2 separate regions of the Mus musculus genome follow, and region 2 is linked to region 1. The links are chromatin loops, found by intact Hi-C in ENCODE. Cell type or tissue: left cerebral cortex. All regions are shown on one strand.

Region 1 (8,000 bases):
CACCTAGACATGATCATTTTCATGACATAGTCCAATTTTTAGATCATTTTCATCTCTTATGAGCTGTAGCTGAGAGAAGTTTATAGACTTATGATGATACCCTAAAAATCTATCCAGTAGCTCTAGCCTCAACATCAAAAGACATATTTTTGAAATGTTAATATAGCTGTGGATGCAAGTATGAAATAAGTCATTTGGAAAAAAAATCAGTTTCACATTTACATACTCAATAAAAGTCTTTCAGATGTGTCTGTTATTCCTACTACCCACACAGCTTATTCATGCTCACCATAAACTGCATTGGCAAGAAATTAAGGTTAAAGGAGTAGGGTAGAAGCTTAAGTCATCTAATTTTATGACTTATTAACAACTCAAAGAGTCTAATGGTTCAAAGGCTGGAATGAATAGCTAGAATCTTATTTTAGACTATCTATGACTTTAATTTGCTCTCATTACTGAAAATGATGAAAAATTAGCTATCAGAAATGTCAAAGCGAGAAACATGATAGAAAACAGGAATTAGTCATCATCTTGAACATTTTTCTTTGTTAAACTTCAGGTAACAATGGAGATAATACTGTATTTCTTTATAGTATCATGCCCCCCCTTTTTTTTACAAGAGAAATTATAAGTTATGTAGCCAGTGACATTTACTCAATACAAGTACACCTTTTGTCCCTAGGTTATTTGTTACATTTATTATAAGAAAACTCAAGGATGAACTGCAGAATTTCAGGAGTAATTATATTTTCATAACCAAAAATGTTCAGATGTCTTCCTCATATCTATAGGCTCACAGTCTATTGTCTAGCACATTATTTTATTTTTATTTTGATAACCAGAATTATACTCTCTTTCCAACAGAAAATTAGTGGCAAATAATGCTGTGATTGTTCAATAACCTTTAAGAATTGGCATTGGGGAGTTTTGGATGAATGCATAGTGGTACCTGTGTTGTGTATGTACTTGTGTGGTGGTTGTTCATTTTGTCAGCTTGACACTATCTAGATTCACTTGAGAAAGGAGTCAGAATGAGGGATTCTCTTCATTGGCTTTGTCTGAGAGGGATTTTCTTAATTGGGTTCATTGATGTGGAAAGGCTCCCCCTGGATGTAGGCAGCACCTTTTCATGTTCTGGCCTGGAGTGAATGAAAGGAGAGGGGACCCTGGGTATTGCTTGCCCTGAGTGATTTGCTCTTTGAAGTTTCTGTCAACTTGATTTTTCCTTGAAATAATGGACTGTCACCTTCAATTGAGAGACTAGCAAACCTTTTCTTAGGTTGATCTCGTGAAAGTATTTATATGACAGCAACAGGAAACAAAACTGAGGCAACTTGTCAGTGTGCCAATAAACATGTATCATGGCATATATATGCATATGTGAGTGCATGCCTGTGGACAGTGGGTAGAGGTTGACTCTGAACACTTTTCTCGATTTCTCTTATTGGATGCTTTTCTCAATTTCAATCCATCTTTTGCTTTTGTTTTTTTGGTTTTTTAAGACAAGCTCTTTCATTCAACCTGGAACTAATGGATTCAGCTGTCTGGTCAATGAGCTTTGGAAATCCGTCTGGTCCTCTGGAGCTCGGGGAAGGGGGTCCCATGCCAAGCTTTTTATGTAGGTTGTGGGGATCCAAATTCAAGACCTCATGCTTGTGTGACATTTACCAACTGCAGTCTACCCCCAAACTCTGGCATGTATTTCGTGGCCAGAAATGGCTGTCTTTTGAATGACTTTCAACCTTTCCGAAACAAATTTATTTCATTGTTTTATCTTTTCACACAGTAGGTTTGAGTTCAGATGTAAAGTATATGAACACCTAACAATATAAAATTATATACTTTAGCAGTTTCACAAAATTTCATCCATTCTTATTGTATAAGCTTCTGTCTCATTTAGTATTGTAACTGTCATTTCTGATGTAAAAGCAGGTTGACTGAAACATTAATGTATCAGTAATTTCACAAGGCAGACTGGATGCTATTGAGATTAACTTGTTATCTTTGTCAGAGCTTTGCAATGCCTCAAGGGTTGCTGCATTGCCTAGGTTTGTCACATAATTTCAAGAAAATAAACACACTTCCCAGCTGAAGTGGCTCTAACCATATCTTCACTATGCTATGTTTTTGTTCCAACCTATCTCAGCTACTTTACAGTAGCTACATCTCAATGAAGATATCCAGGAAGAAATTTGAAAAACCAAAGAATGAAAATTTGAAAATGAAGTACAGTGGCTTGGAGTTGTGTTGACTGACATCAGTCGTTGAAGTATGGATTGCCCCCTTAGCTTCACAAATGATCCTCCTTAACAGATCTAGGGCACTTTACTAACTAGGTTCCTGGCTTTACTGTTAGTCCAATGTACAGTCCACACCTGAAGAAAGGGGAGTTTTTGATGTTGTGGTTTATTAACCAGGTACTTTCCATTCACTGTCAACAATTAGAAAACAGAAAGAAGTTTTTTAAAGAGGAGGGTTGGTGGGACCTCCTACTTGTTTTCTTTACTCCAAATAAGAAGCCGGAAACAATTAAGGAGAAAAAAATCCCCTATAGTTCACCTTGACCTGGCTGGACTGGGTCTGATGCCTGAAAAAAGTGGTGTTGTGTAAGCCACTAGTAAAAAAAAGTCGAACTGAACTTCAATACAATGAAAATTATTGGGCTCTAGGGGAAACTAGGAGCCAAGGTCTCCAGTATCAAATTAGAAAAGGAGCTCTTTCCCAAACCTAGAGAACTGTGTTTCTTCCTTCTCCTTAAGGTGTCGAGGGCGCTGACAAGACCTGGAGAGGCAATGCTACTACTTCCTTGGCTGTCCAGTTTAGCAACGCTTTAGCCTCACCCAAAACTGCAAAACTGAATTGCAAGCTTGTATTCATTCACTCTTCTGCTGCCATCTGCAACTTCTTGTTTCCTTTTACTGAGAAGGTGGCGTTTAAGGTCAAAAGATCCATTGTAACCAACAAAAGGCCAAAGAACCACAAACAGACCCTGGGAAAAAGCTAGGCTGCCCCTTTCAGGGCTGAGGGTCTACAAAAGGAACAACGAAATATATCTGACAGTAGAATACATCTTGTCTAAATCTCCAAAGTCTGGGAAGACCTCAGACAGATTTGGGATCAGACACAGGGCAAGGTCTTAAGGCTGCAAGGAAAGCGGGCAGTGAATACTCTGAGAGCAGTGTTGGGGGAGGGGAGAGGCCCCCGAAATCTACTTTGTATTCAGCAGCTGCGGGCCAGTAAGGATTCCTGAACAAAGGAGCACGCGGCAAGAGGATGAAATGTTGGGGTTCATGCTGCCACTCGAGCTGCGAGAAGTTTTCCACCTATACCGTTATGGAAGCGTTGGAACTCAGAATTGGGGGGCGAGGGGGTGAGAGAAAAGAGAACTCAGCATGCGATTCCTGTTGCGCCACTACGCACCAGGAATTCTTGAGAACGATGGGAATGGCAACTATTAGATTCGAGGGGGGAGAAAAAAGAGCTGGAGTGAGCAAAACAAAGAGCGAGTGTGGGCCGCGGTGACTTCATGCCTCACCAATGTCCCGCCCACGCTACTCCGAGCTGGAGCTGTTTGCTGCTTCTGCTGCTGCTGCTGTCCTGGGCCGCCACTGCGCTTGCTGGCGACCCAAGCAAGGAGCACTGTAGCGTGGGGAGGTTTCCTAGCAACTCTCAGCTCGGAGCACGCCCAGCCACCCGAAAGCTGGGAGCCCCCACGGGGGACCACAGAACTAGATCACCCCATCCCTGCCCATCGCCTGCCTCTCTTCCCTCTCATCCCAGAACGCATCAGCTGCCAGGGTTCTGGGTGGCCAGACGCCTGAGCCGACAGAGTCCGAGAAAGGACAAGGGTACGCAGCTCCCTCCCAGCGAGGTGCATGGAACATCCCCTTCTAGCCCAGTAAGCAACTGGGATGCCTTGTTGGTTGCCCGCGAGTGCAGACAGGAGCTTCTAGGGAGCTCGCGGAGCTGCTTCCCCAAGCTGCTGGCACCCGTGTCTCCTCTCCCGCCAATCGGAACGCTGCCGCCTGAACCTCTGCTAGCTGCGACTAAGTGGAGTTGGCCTCCCTGCCCACCTGTGGAAGAAGCTAGCACCGACTGATGCGCCAGCAACTCCCCCACCCCCTTGGCCTTCTAGCCGTCCCCTCCCACTAAAGCAGCATCACCCTGTGAATTACATTAGGGTGGTTTTCCCCCCAGCCTCAGGCTTTGTTTGGGTTTGATTGTGTTTGGCTCTTCGCTAAGCTGATTTATGCAGCAGAGCCCCATCGGCTGGGGAGAAACAAAAGCTCTTTTCTTTGTCTGGGAGCGGACTGTGGAGCCCGTACTTGCTTCGCCCCCGCGGGCCATCGGCTGTCCAAGGAGGTGCTTTTTGTTGAGACTGCAAGCCCCGCCGTGCGGAGCTGGGAGGGCCTTAAGGGCCCTGAGATGCAGAGAGCTGCCCTGGACCGAATACCTGTATCGCCTACTGAGAGCAACTGGGTCGGCCAACCCGGCCTGTCGAAAAGGTCCTAGGGACTCGCAGCCCACGGGCCTCAAGGTGCGCTCTCAAGTCGGGAGAGCGCATCAGGAAAGCAACTAGGCAGTAGGCACCGGGCGGGCTGCTTTGCATTATGTGCGGCTCGGCCCTGGCTTTTCTGACTGCTGCACTGCTCTCTCTGCACAACTGCCAGCGAGGTCCAGCCTTGGTTCTTGGGGCAGCCTGGGTATTTTCACTTGTTCTCGGACTGGGCCAAAGTGGTAAGTTATTTTACTTTGTTTTCTTCCCTTCTCCCAAAGTCTTGGGCTGGTATTGAGAGCTTATGGCCTGGGCATCCCTGACAGGTAAGTGGAAGATGTCAGTCCTGGTCAGTCCTGCTGAGACTTCAGGAGGGCAGGTGTGTAACAAAGTTCTCCATAAAGAAGCCAGGTATCAGGCATTTTCACCCCTAAGTGACAGCAATAGTCCACAGTGCTGGGAAAAGTTTATTTGAGTTGAAGTTTGGGAAAGAGTCTGTTGTACTTACAGAATGCAGTTTGGGGGTTCCAGTATTTCCTGAGGATATCACTATATAGTCTGTATTCCCCAACTTTTCACCTTAGGGGTGGAGCATCATCCACTAAGAGCCTGTGGCTAAGATGGTTTATAAAAGGAAAGAGTCTTTCATTTATTGGTCTAAGAAAGAACAAGTTTCTTCTGCCATAACATTCAGCTTGAATGAATTAATGCCCTTGAGGAATATCCATTCATGGTTTAAGCCACTGCCCTGCGGAGGGGTGGGATTGTTAAATTATTGTGGCTAAATGATCTGTCCCCTAAGTTTGGTCTCTGTTACCAAGAGGTCACCTCTCTATAAACTTTTATTGTCTTCATCTGTAAAACAGATATAGATGCCTACCTTTCCCAAGTCATTTCTAGTCAGACAGTGCATGAGAGGGGGCTTGGCACTTTAACATGTTAGCATTGTATTCTTGGTGACTCATGAAACAGAATAAGTAATAATAACAATCTAAGGATTAAATTTACCATAGAGGCCAAATGTTTTTTTTTTTTTTTTTTGCAGATGGAGTTACCATTGCCTTATTTATTTATTTATTTATTTACTTACTTACTTACTTTTCCCTTCGGGTTACTAATCCCTTAAATTTTATTAGAGACTTACTGTAGTCTCTCAACCTTAAAGGAGTTTTAATTAATAGCCTCACTTCTGTTGTAAAACTGAAATTTAGTCCTTTACTTTAAATTGGTGTGCTGGCTTTCTTCCTGAAGTTAACTAAAGTAAATACTTATATGTAAAAGTTTATAATAGAGAAGCCCAGGCAATTTCTTCTAATTATTGCATATATAGTTGTCTAGCATTAGTTTTGGGTGAGATTTTCCTAGTTGTATCAAACAGGACAAACTAGAGTCAACTTTCATTTTGTAGTTATTTTGAGACTTTGAGATTTCAAAATAAATGAAACCTAATACAAAGGAAAGAGTCACACTCCTTATCAAGTATCTTTTGAATGGAACATGTGTTTGCCACAGCAGATTTTCCACTGAGCTTAATTCCACCCTATGTCAGTAAATAAAGTGTTCTCCTAGATTTAGTAAACATTCGCACCAATAAACTGACCAAAACTTATGTCAACAGAATATATTTTGTTCCAAAGAAAGTCTCACTCACCTTTAATCTTTGCTAATAACAAAGGTTTTTAAAAGTTCATTGTGCTTGTAGAGATAAGTCAAGTTCCTGTGTACCAGCAAGATATTTCCATCCAGTGACTATTATTGATTTGAAGCAAGTATTATGAATGGGCTGCCTTGCACCTGCTGACCTGAAAAGTGAATGCTTATCTGAAATCAAAACAAGGCATCCTTTTCCCAGTCCCTGTCAATATACAAAAGCTTCTGATGTATAATGACTTGCATGGTAGTTTAAAACATGAAAAAAAAATTATAGCCAGTACTACTCAGCAAATTAGAGATCACTATAAACAGCTGTACTTTGTGATACAGCTACAAGTCTTAAATTACAGGTCTTACTGTGCAAATTAAATGCTTAAAGCAGAATAGAAATTTAGGTATCGGTTACAAAGGAAATCTTGTTCCCATGCCCAGTAGTTTACACCAAGAAGATGCTGAGGGCAATAAAGCCATAGTAAGAAGACTATAGCTATATATCACTTCAGTTTTATTTTTAAAGAACAATTTATACAAATGTACATTAGACTTATAGTAGTGTGAGCAGAGAGAGTTGAAGGTGGCTGAATACTGTGGGTAGAGTATATTATGAATGAGATGCAAAGATTTCTGATGTAGACATCACTCTAGTTCCTTTTAATTTTCCTTTGCAAAAACTAATGGAGACTGAAGACAATTGAAATCATCAATGCCAACATTAAAAAGCTGGTCACTAATGTTTTTCCATTAAATAAAAAATAGTTAATATTGAAGAGTTATTGCAGCAACATTTTATTTCTACACTTGCTAATTTTAAAAGATTAAAACTAATTTGTCACCCAATTACATAGCAATAGAAAAATGATACATCTCAAAACTCACAATTTCTTTAACAAATGGTAGCTATTATTGCAATGAGATTTCATTTTCTTTTTATTTAGCTATTGTACTTTTTCCATTACAACCAATCTACAGAATGAGCTTTGCTTTGTGACAACAGTATGACTTTCCCTGAAATAGATTTCATCATATCAAGTATTCTCTGAATATCCTCAGTTTTAGTGTGTGTGTGTGTGTGAGAGAGTGAGTGTGTGTGCGCACGCACTCATGTATGCATGAATGCACAGCAATGATTTTGCATGTGGGGGGTGCATATATGCGTGGGTATGAATGCATGTGGATGAATATGCATTTGGAGGCCTGAGGTTGATGTCGAAACCATACTACATTGCTCTTTTACCTTATTCATTGAAGCAGAGTCTCTCAGTCAAAACCAGAATTCACTGATGTGGCTAGTCTTGTTAGCCAGATTGTTTCTGAGGATTCTGTTCCCATTTCCCAAGTCTAGAATTATAAGCAATTAACATGCCAACTGGACATCTATATGTGGGCTTCTGGAGATCTAGCTATGCAAGCATGTTAACCACTGAGCCATCTCACTAGCCTCCAAAATTCTTTAGCTAGTCTTCTATGTCACTTTCATACAATGTGTATGTAGTAATTCTGTCTTTAGGTGACAAAGACACTTTGGGGTCTGTTTAAAAGTCATCCATGCTTGCCTTACATGTGAAAACAAGTAGCTGATATGATTTCAAAAATGTCCTTCTACTGTAAGTGCTTTGAAAGAGTTTCAAGCTTATTTCATCTCACAATACTGAGAGCTTGTGGAAAGCTTTATTTACCATGTGGAGGTTCTGCTCAACTCAGATTTGGTGACTGATTGTCAAATCTGTTATCTAATCCTTAGTTATCATCTACTAGACCTTTCATCAATTAGGAAGTTGGTACTGGCCACCCAACAGTTAGCTTTTAAGATCTATGATCTCCTGGATTAACTGCTTTCTCCAACACTGGTTTT
Region 2 (8,000 bases), 710 kb before region 1:
ATCATTTCTGTAAGCATGTATGTTACATACACAAAGCTCTTTACTCAAGTATTATATCATTTTAAGTCATCAAAAAATTAGCAAGCTTGAGGCCAAATAACTATATAACTTCCTAAAATTTCCATGTACATGTCCTAGATAAAACACTTATGATCTTAGTCCCTCTCAATAAAAAATAATCCTCTACAGTGCAACCTTTATTTCTACTGACTGTAAACTTAATTCAGAAAGCTGTCATAATGATATTAATGTTTTGAAGTAAAGAACCATATACTAATCAAAACACAGTCCTATTTAGACTCTGTACAGTCTGACAGGTTAATTTTTGTATGCCTCATTTGTATTCATAAAATACAGACATTAATTGATAAATTGCCAGAGAAATTAAAGATTTTTCTACTGAGCTTCTCTGTTTATCTTCTTGGAGTCTCTTTGGGATGTAAGAATTAAGATGATTTTTGGAAACATGACAAAAATCTATTGCTTAAGCTTGACACACAGCATGTCATAGTCTTGCCACCATCACTCTTTCTGTCTTTCTGTTCATACACTTAAACCTAACAAAAACAGAGAAATTTTTATATTTCATTCCATCCTAGTCCATTGCCTTCACCCACAGTAATCCAGAGTTCTTACTTCTCATACTCATCTCTGCAATCTTGGGTCAGGACTAGCTGCTCACATTTACTTCATGCTTATGATACACAATGCACTTTTCTAAGAGATTGTTCATTTTTCATTAATTGATAAATGTCTCAATCCTCTTTTTTACATGGGGGGATTGTTAGTCCCCCAACTAGTAATGGTAGATCTGAGATTTACATTCAGTTAATTTGTCTTGAGACCTTACCTCATGAGATAATAACACTGTGATATATTGATTTTAACTCCAGGAAACCTTCAAGGTCATCAGTATTGCCCATTTCAACTTTTCTCTTCCCTATTTACTCCTAACCTCTCTGAGGTCATACTCTTACCTCCATCAATTCTAAATTCTAGTATTCTTTGGGGTGGGTAATACCTCTCTGAAGACAGTATTTTGACTCATATTTTGTAGTTTCTGTAGTCACTAGTAAAATGCAATTCACATGTTGAACTCTCTATAAATATTAGTTATATGGATTTACCAGAGAAGAAATGAAAAGATCATCCAAAAATATATCACAAAAGAATTTGAAACCATTTCAATAATATGCTTAGCCACTTTACATTTTGAAAATCATGATTATTCCAACTGGGGATTTATTTCTTTACAAATGTATTTTTTTCTTATGACATGGAATTTAAAAAGTGAGTAATTATTTGAACATTTCAGTGTCAAAATAATTCATTCAGTTGAGTGAATGAATTTTTATTTTTCTTTTTACAAAACCATATTACAGTATTCAAAACTATTCTTCCAAGAATCTTGGTGAATTGTGCTTACTATAAAAAGCTAATTAAAGTAGAAAACATTATTTATAGTAATGACTAGATCAATATGGCTGATCTTTCTTTGAGATGATCCAAAAGTTTTTGCATTTGTGCATTAGCTCATTTATATAATATCCCGTTTGGAAGGAAAATATTCATTATGTTTAATAACATAGTTATTTAAAATATCTTAAGATAAAATGGTTTTAATATATTATTTAGAGGCAGTTTACTTTAATTCACTCAATTTCTTGTGTTTAATGAATGGGAGACATGAGGCATTTTTTTTGAGCCATCAGAACATATTTCACCTCTTTTTAAAAATATGCTTGCATTGTATTTTATTTTGATAGTTGGGCATTAGAAATTTTATTAATAATAATAACCACAATTCTCAAAATACTTATAACCACGTAATAGATGTGGAATTTAAGATGGACCCCTTATTCTTTCAAACTCAAAGTTATACTTACATTGGCAACATTTCCATATTAAAGAACAAGATAGTTAATGTGGGTTGATATAAACTTATAGAATTCAAAAAAAAGATTCTAGGGGTAATTTAATGCTAGAATTGTTCTTTTCCTTTTTGTCTTTTAAGTTGTTTAATCTATAAACATGTATCATACCTGAAAAAAAGTATAAAAGCCAATTATTCAAGGTACAATTTCACAGTACTCAGAGGGCTGGAACACCTTTTATGAATGACTTTGGAATGGATTTTCTTAAATTCATAAATGATCTTTCTCTTAGTAATTTAGTGATGAAATCGTGATTGTTAAATGGAGTATGGATTGTCAACAGCAGAATAGCTCCTTAATAAATTATGCAGGAAATACAATCAAGTTAGAGACTCAGGTTGGCATGGCAGCTATGAGGAGCTAGGAGAGAGAGGGGAAAAGGAAGGAGGATCAACACACACACACACACACACACACACACACACACACACACTACACACACACACACACACACACACACACACACACACACACACACACACGAGAGAGAGAGAGAGAGAGAGAGAGAGAGAGAGAGAGCGCCTTTTCATTATCAGGTAGTTATTTTATTGATTTTGGTGGCTTCCTTGCAATTCTTCCTACATGAGCAAACAAAATGTTTGTTAGGTCTGCCCCTGACCTGAAACAAAACAAAACAAAACAACCCCCCCCCCAAAAAAAACCCAATATTGTTTTCTGAGTAGATAAGCACACTTTAAAGTGAGTTACTCTACCATTAGGATGGCATTACATTTCTTACTGCTGTTTGTTTAACTGGTGGCCTTGAACTTACAACAGAATATTCAGAAGTGAGTATGAGAAAGGTAGCAAGGCAAATTGAAAGCAGTGCTTTCTGAGACAATGCTCATCTTTCCTCAGACCTTTCAGAGGCTCAGCTCACTTTCCATTTTGGTCATATCACTGTTGCATCGGTGCACCTTGAGCATACTGCCCACATATAAACAGATAACTACCCCTTGCTTGCTCTTTGTACAATAAAATGATGTAACATTTTCAGTAAAAGACATAAACAAGTGAGTTTGCCCTTGTCAGGTGTAACCCTGTAAAGACTAACACTGGTCAGTCTTGCAGAATCCTCAAACTGACCCTCCTCCCCTCAAGTTTAAATAAAGCCATTCATTTTAGTTTTAAATCCAGTGAAGAGGAAAAAAGCTTCCCTAATACACAAAAAGACAATATAAACCAGCAGAGCTTGTCAATTGGAACCTACAGGCAGAGGAGTATTATAATATTGTTTTCCCAGGAGACAGTGACTAAGGCACGCACACACTGACCATCCCCGAAAAGAGGTAAAGAGAGAGTGAAATGGCTCAACGTACACACACCCCGCTCCATACCGGGGACGAGTCTCCGAGCTGCGGCGTGTGCTCTCGGAGAGCCAGGCTGAAGCTGACCGCCCCCACGGCCACGCTGGACACCCCCAGCCCTATCTCCAGCACAGAGAGCACCAAAAGGCTCCCAATGATCTGGCCGCTGGTGCACATTCTCCTTGGGTCATCATTCCTTCCAGCTCAGAGATGAAAGCTGATCATCTACCTTCTTTCTTCCAAAGTCCTCCTCAGCCCCTTCCGCCCCCTACCACAGTCCAGCTCCTCAAACTTTTCTTTCTTCACCAGCAAAACATTATCCACAAGGTCTGGATTTTCAGAACCAGAGAACCATTTCCGTGGGCCTGGCCAGAGAAGACAGCTAATCCAGCCCGTGGCGGGTTCACACAGGGACTGTTGAGCGATGGGTGGGAGTCCAGAAGCTTTTATTGAGGAGCCAGGCTCTGGAGAACGGACTCTGGATCGGAAGCCTTGCCAGTGTCGGAGGCGCAGTCCAGAGTTCTGCCGTGTCTCTGCTCTGCGCCCCCAGGAGCCTTCCGCACCTCTCTGGCTCCCTTCTTCCTGGCGGAGGAACCAAGCTTGATTTCCTAGTAATAAAGGGGAGCTGCTTACAACTCCTCTCCGCCTGTCCTCTCGCCTTCCCTCCTTTGTTTTCCTGTCTGCGCAAAGTGCTTCTGTGAGTCTCTAGGTCTCTAGGCAGAGCGGGTGGATGGTATTCAGCACCACGTTCCTAGCACTTGCTGTGTCGCCAGAAAAAGCGACCTTGTCTGATGGCCTCTTTCCGTCTGGATTTTTTTCCCCCGTTGTTGTCCTCTTCCTCCCCCCTCTCTTGAATCTGATTCTCTCTCATTGCTATGACCTCATTGGGGTTTAGGAGGCTAACGGAGGAGGGAGAATCCTGATGTATTTGTGGGTCTAGGACCAATACTCTTGGCTGACCTCTGATTCGCCCCGCCCCTGCACCCAACCTAAGTATCCTAAACTCGTTACTCCTCTACTCAATTCCTCTTGGGTTTCTGCCTCAGACAGGAGGGGTGGCTATGCCTGGTCCTTATATCAATATAGGCTCATTCTATGCAAAACTTTCCTCTACATGTACTTTTCTCTGGTTCAGGAGCAAAGGAAAACCAAGTGCACGGAAATAGAAAGAAGCCAGACCCCTGATTATACAAAGATTTGAGCGGACCCTCATTGGAGGACTCATTTATATCAGTGAGCCCAGACTGGAGCCTGCTCTTTAAGAGAGAGGGTCCATTCTGCTATCACTACTTTGTACCTTCTTATCCTAGAGGGAAGAAGCTGTCTGCTGGAGGCATATTTTCCTTGATAGCTACATACCTGAGAGGCATAGTCAGAAGCAGCTTACAGAGACCCTGTGTTGTTATCTCATTTCAGTTGAGATACATACACTTAAGTACTACACCAGAACAAGCATTACTTATAAACAGAGAAAAAGTCTGACCTAGTACAAAACTGATTTTGACCATCTTCAATTCTGAATCATTATGGCAGGGACTCAAGCGTGGGCTGTGTGATTTTGTTGCTCTTTCTGGTGAATTTTGGGAGCCTAGATATAGTGGAATTGCTTATATTTTACTGATCCCCCCCCCCCCCCCAGGAAACATCTCAAGGTGTTCTACTGAAAATTTTCTGGATGAGTTCTGAGTTATGGATTCATCAACCATCTTTCTCAAGAACTTATTCTTCAGTTAGAGATGCGTTGAAGGGAAATATAGACAAAGGGGACCACAATATGAGGGCATCTTTGCCTCTGCCCACATGCAGACAAATACACAGTAAGCTCCTTTGGGATTACATGACGCATTTTTTATTTTCAAGAACCAATGTGAGGAAACAGAAGCCCTAATTCTGCCCCAGGAGTGTCAGTTTTACCTTTATATATTTGATTCAGAACATGCTTCATAGCTTAACTTCTACACTCTCATTTCTTTTTTTATGATATGCTTATTTTACAAGTTTTAGAACTTGAGAAAAAGAAAATCAAAGAAGGATTGCGAGTTATTAAATGTTAAGGAATTTTCAGCTATTGTGATATTCAGAGCACAACTTATATAAGTGATGTTGACTGATAATTAGTGATGTTCCTTTCCACTTCTCAAAACATTTCCCTCCAGATAACCAGTTTCCAGAATTTCTCAAGCAGTTTGTGGATTTAAAAAAGCAATACTTATGATATTTAAATATTGTATAAGTCAAACGTAAACAGAAATGAGACATCTATGCTACTTCACTTCTGGTTTGAATTTAGCTACTTTGTTTTGTCTTTCTATTTTTTATTCTTTTGGAGGAAGAAAACAAGTTATGATCATCAAAAGGTATTAGTGTAGTTTTCTGTGGAAAAGAATTACCCTGGGAGAGAATTATAGTGAACACTCATTTGATGTTAACCATATAGGAGTTTTAAAGGAACAAAGAAACATGTCACCTCTTGAGTTTGATTGTTCATTACTGACAGACATGATCATTTGAAGCCAGTTACTTCAGTATCTAAAACTCTAGTCATATACCCAAATATAACCACCCTTGATTGATTCTGGATCACTTGTATAAAACACAAAACTTCTGAAAATCACAATTAAACCAGAACAGATTAAATCTATGAGTAGCTACAGTTGAGTTAAGAGCAAACAAATATTTTAGGAGTGATATATTAAAAAATTATTATCTACAGAAGAAATTAATTGTCCCATTCCGACTACCAACATTAGAACTGCAAGACATTTACAATACCTTTTCTTTGACACAAAGTATATTTTACATTTTCAAACAATGTAAAGAGTTTCCTAAAGTGATTCCAAATACTTTTTTTTTTTTTGCTGATTAAGACATAGTTATTTTCTTTTTTTTCACTTTTTATTTTTTAATTGGGTATTTATTTCATTTACATTTCCAATGCTATCCTAAAAGTCCCCCACACGCTTCCCCACCCACTCCCCTACCCACCAACTCCCACTTCTTGGCCCTGGCGTTCCCCTGTACTGAGGCATATAAAGTTTGCATGACCAACGGGCCTCTCGTTCCACTGATGGCCGACTAGGTCATTTTCTGATTCATATGCAGCTAGAGACACGAGCTCCGGGAGGGGGGTATTGGTTAGTTCATATTGTTGTTCCACCTATAGGATTGCAGGTTCCTTCAGCTCCTTGGGCCAAATACTTTTAACATTTCTTCATACTCACAAAAATCAAGAACAAAAACAGAGTTCAAGCTGAAAAATTATTATTCTTATCATTATCTCTCAAAATCATGTCAAAATAATTATAATAGGCCAGCCTGGTCTACAGAATGAGTTCCAGAAAAACTCTGTCTCAAAAAAACCACCCCCCCCAAAATTAAACTATAAACCAAGATAATTCATATAAAATCCATTCTATCTAAATTCCAGTGCATTCACAATCCAGGATTTAATTTTTCTTACATCACAGCAAGTATTTCTCATGAGATCCATTGAGAAGGTTCAACACTTCTTCATATTTAATAAGAGCAAAACACAAGCTTGCTACCTGCTGTCTTGTGTATGATATAAATGAATGTACAGGTAATCTCAAAGTAATTCTAAAGCTTTTTAACTGATAACTCTTTATGGTCTTTCTATTTAAGGATCTTATAGTTGCAAATAAGCATTCAAAGGTTATTATATACTTATTTTTTTTACAAATTATAGACATTTTAATATTTTGTTAAAGAGACACCCAGGAATTAGTAAACAAACCACTTCATCTATGCTATGAATGACCCCAAAACCTTGTTGAGTAAAAGTTTGCTCCTCAGCCTGTGGCTGGATGTGAAGGAACTTAGGTCTTCAGGGGTATGATTTTGAATGGGATATTGGGGTCTCTTTATTATTTATTTATTTTTTGGATTTTGGGGGTCTCAACCGTTCTTTTTCTTTTCCTCCCCTTGTCCTGGTTATCACAAGGTGAGCATATCACTCTCCATATGCTAGCTATTAAGATGTTCCAACTCACCACAGCCTAAAAAGCTGTATGGCTGACTAACCATGGAACCATGAGATAAAATAAACCCCTTCTTTTTAAAGTTGGATTCACTTAGATAACTTGTTATTATAACAGAAAATTGGCCAATATTCACTCCCACTTAATGTAATGATACATAATGGCAAAATGATAATGGTAGTGACTAATGCAGGGTGTTATTGCAAAGTCCTTAATTAATACAAACCCTGTGTCAACCTAACAGACTAGAAACACTAGAGAATTACTAAAAAGAAGCGTTCCCTTCATCAGGCTGGCCTGTAGGCATAGATTGTGAGAGCATTTTCTTGATTAGTGATTTATGTGGAAGGTCCTAGCACACTATGGGCAATGCTACTCCTGGGAAGGTAGTTCCGGGCTCTAGAAAGCATGCTGAACAAAACATGGGGAGCAAGCCAGTAAGTAATATTTTTCCATGTTCTCTGATTCAGATTCTGCCCCTAGGTTCCTTTCTTGAGTTCCTGCATTGGCTTACCTTTGTGATAGACTGTAACCTATAAGCCAACCAAACCATTTTATTCCAAGTTGCTTTTGGTCAGTGTCTTTATCACAGTGACAGTGAAGAAAACTAGAATAATTCCTGAATTGTTTTCTTTTTTCTTGTATTAGCTATTTTCTTCATTTATATTTCAAATGCTATCCCCTTTCCTAGTTTTCTCTCCGAAAGTCCCCTGTATGCCCCCCTCCCCCGCCCTGCTCCCCAACCCACCGACTCCCATTTC

What was found. Peaks named below come from ENCODE experiments on the same cell type or tissue, not always from the same donor. Only the 100,000 strongest peaks of a DNase experiment are listed, where the experiment ranks them.
Region 2: it touches region 1 in a loop (4-fold over the local background); 2 of 42 quality-filtered maps call a loop at or near these places.

Annotation. Positions count from the first base shown.
Region 1 is chr12:119,234,409-119,242,408 of GRCm38, reverse strand. Itgb8 (integrin beta 8) reads left to right here and starts at 4,133. Exons shown (of 14, transcript NM_177290.3): 1 at 4,133-4,737. The coding sequence starts at 4,611. In left cerebral cortex, no CTCF peak of the experiment used is centred here; DNase peaks (open chromatin) are centred at 2,933, 3,560, 3,958 and 4,279; H3K4me3 peaks cover 4,677 bases; H3K27ac peaks cover 2,481 bases.
Region 2 is chr12:119,941,892-119,949,891 of GRCm38, reverse strand. Tmem196 (transmembrane protein 196) reads right to left here and starts at 3,765. Exons shown (of 5, transcript NM_001294154.2): 1 at 3,272-3,765. The coding sequence starts at 3,418. In left cerebral cortex, no CTCF peak of the experiment used is centred here; DNase peaks (open chromatin) are centred at 2,854, 3,315 and 3,744; H3K4me3 peaks cover 2,352 bases; H3K27ac peaks cover 1,757 bases.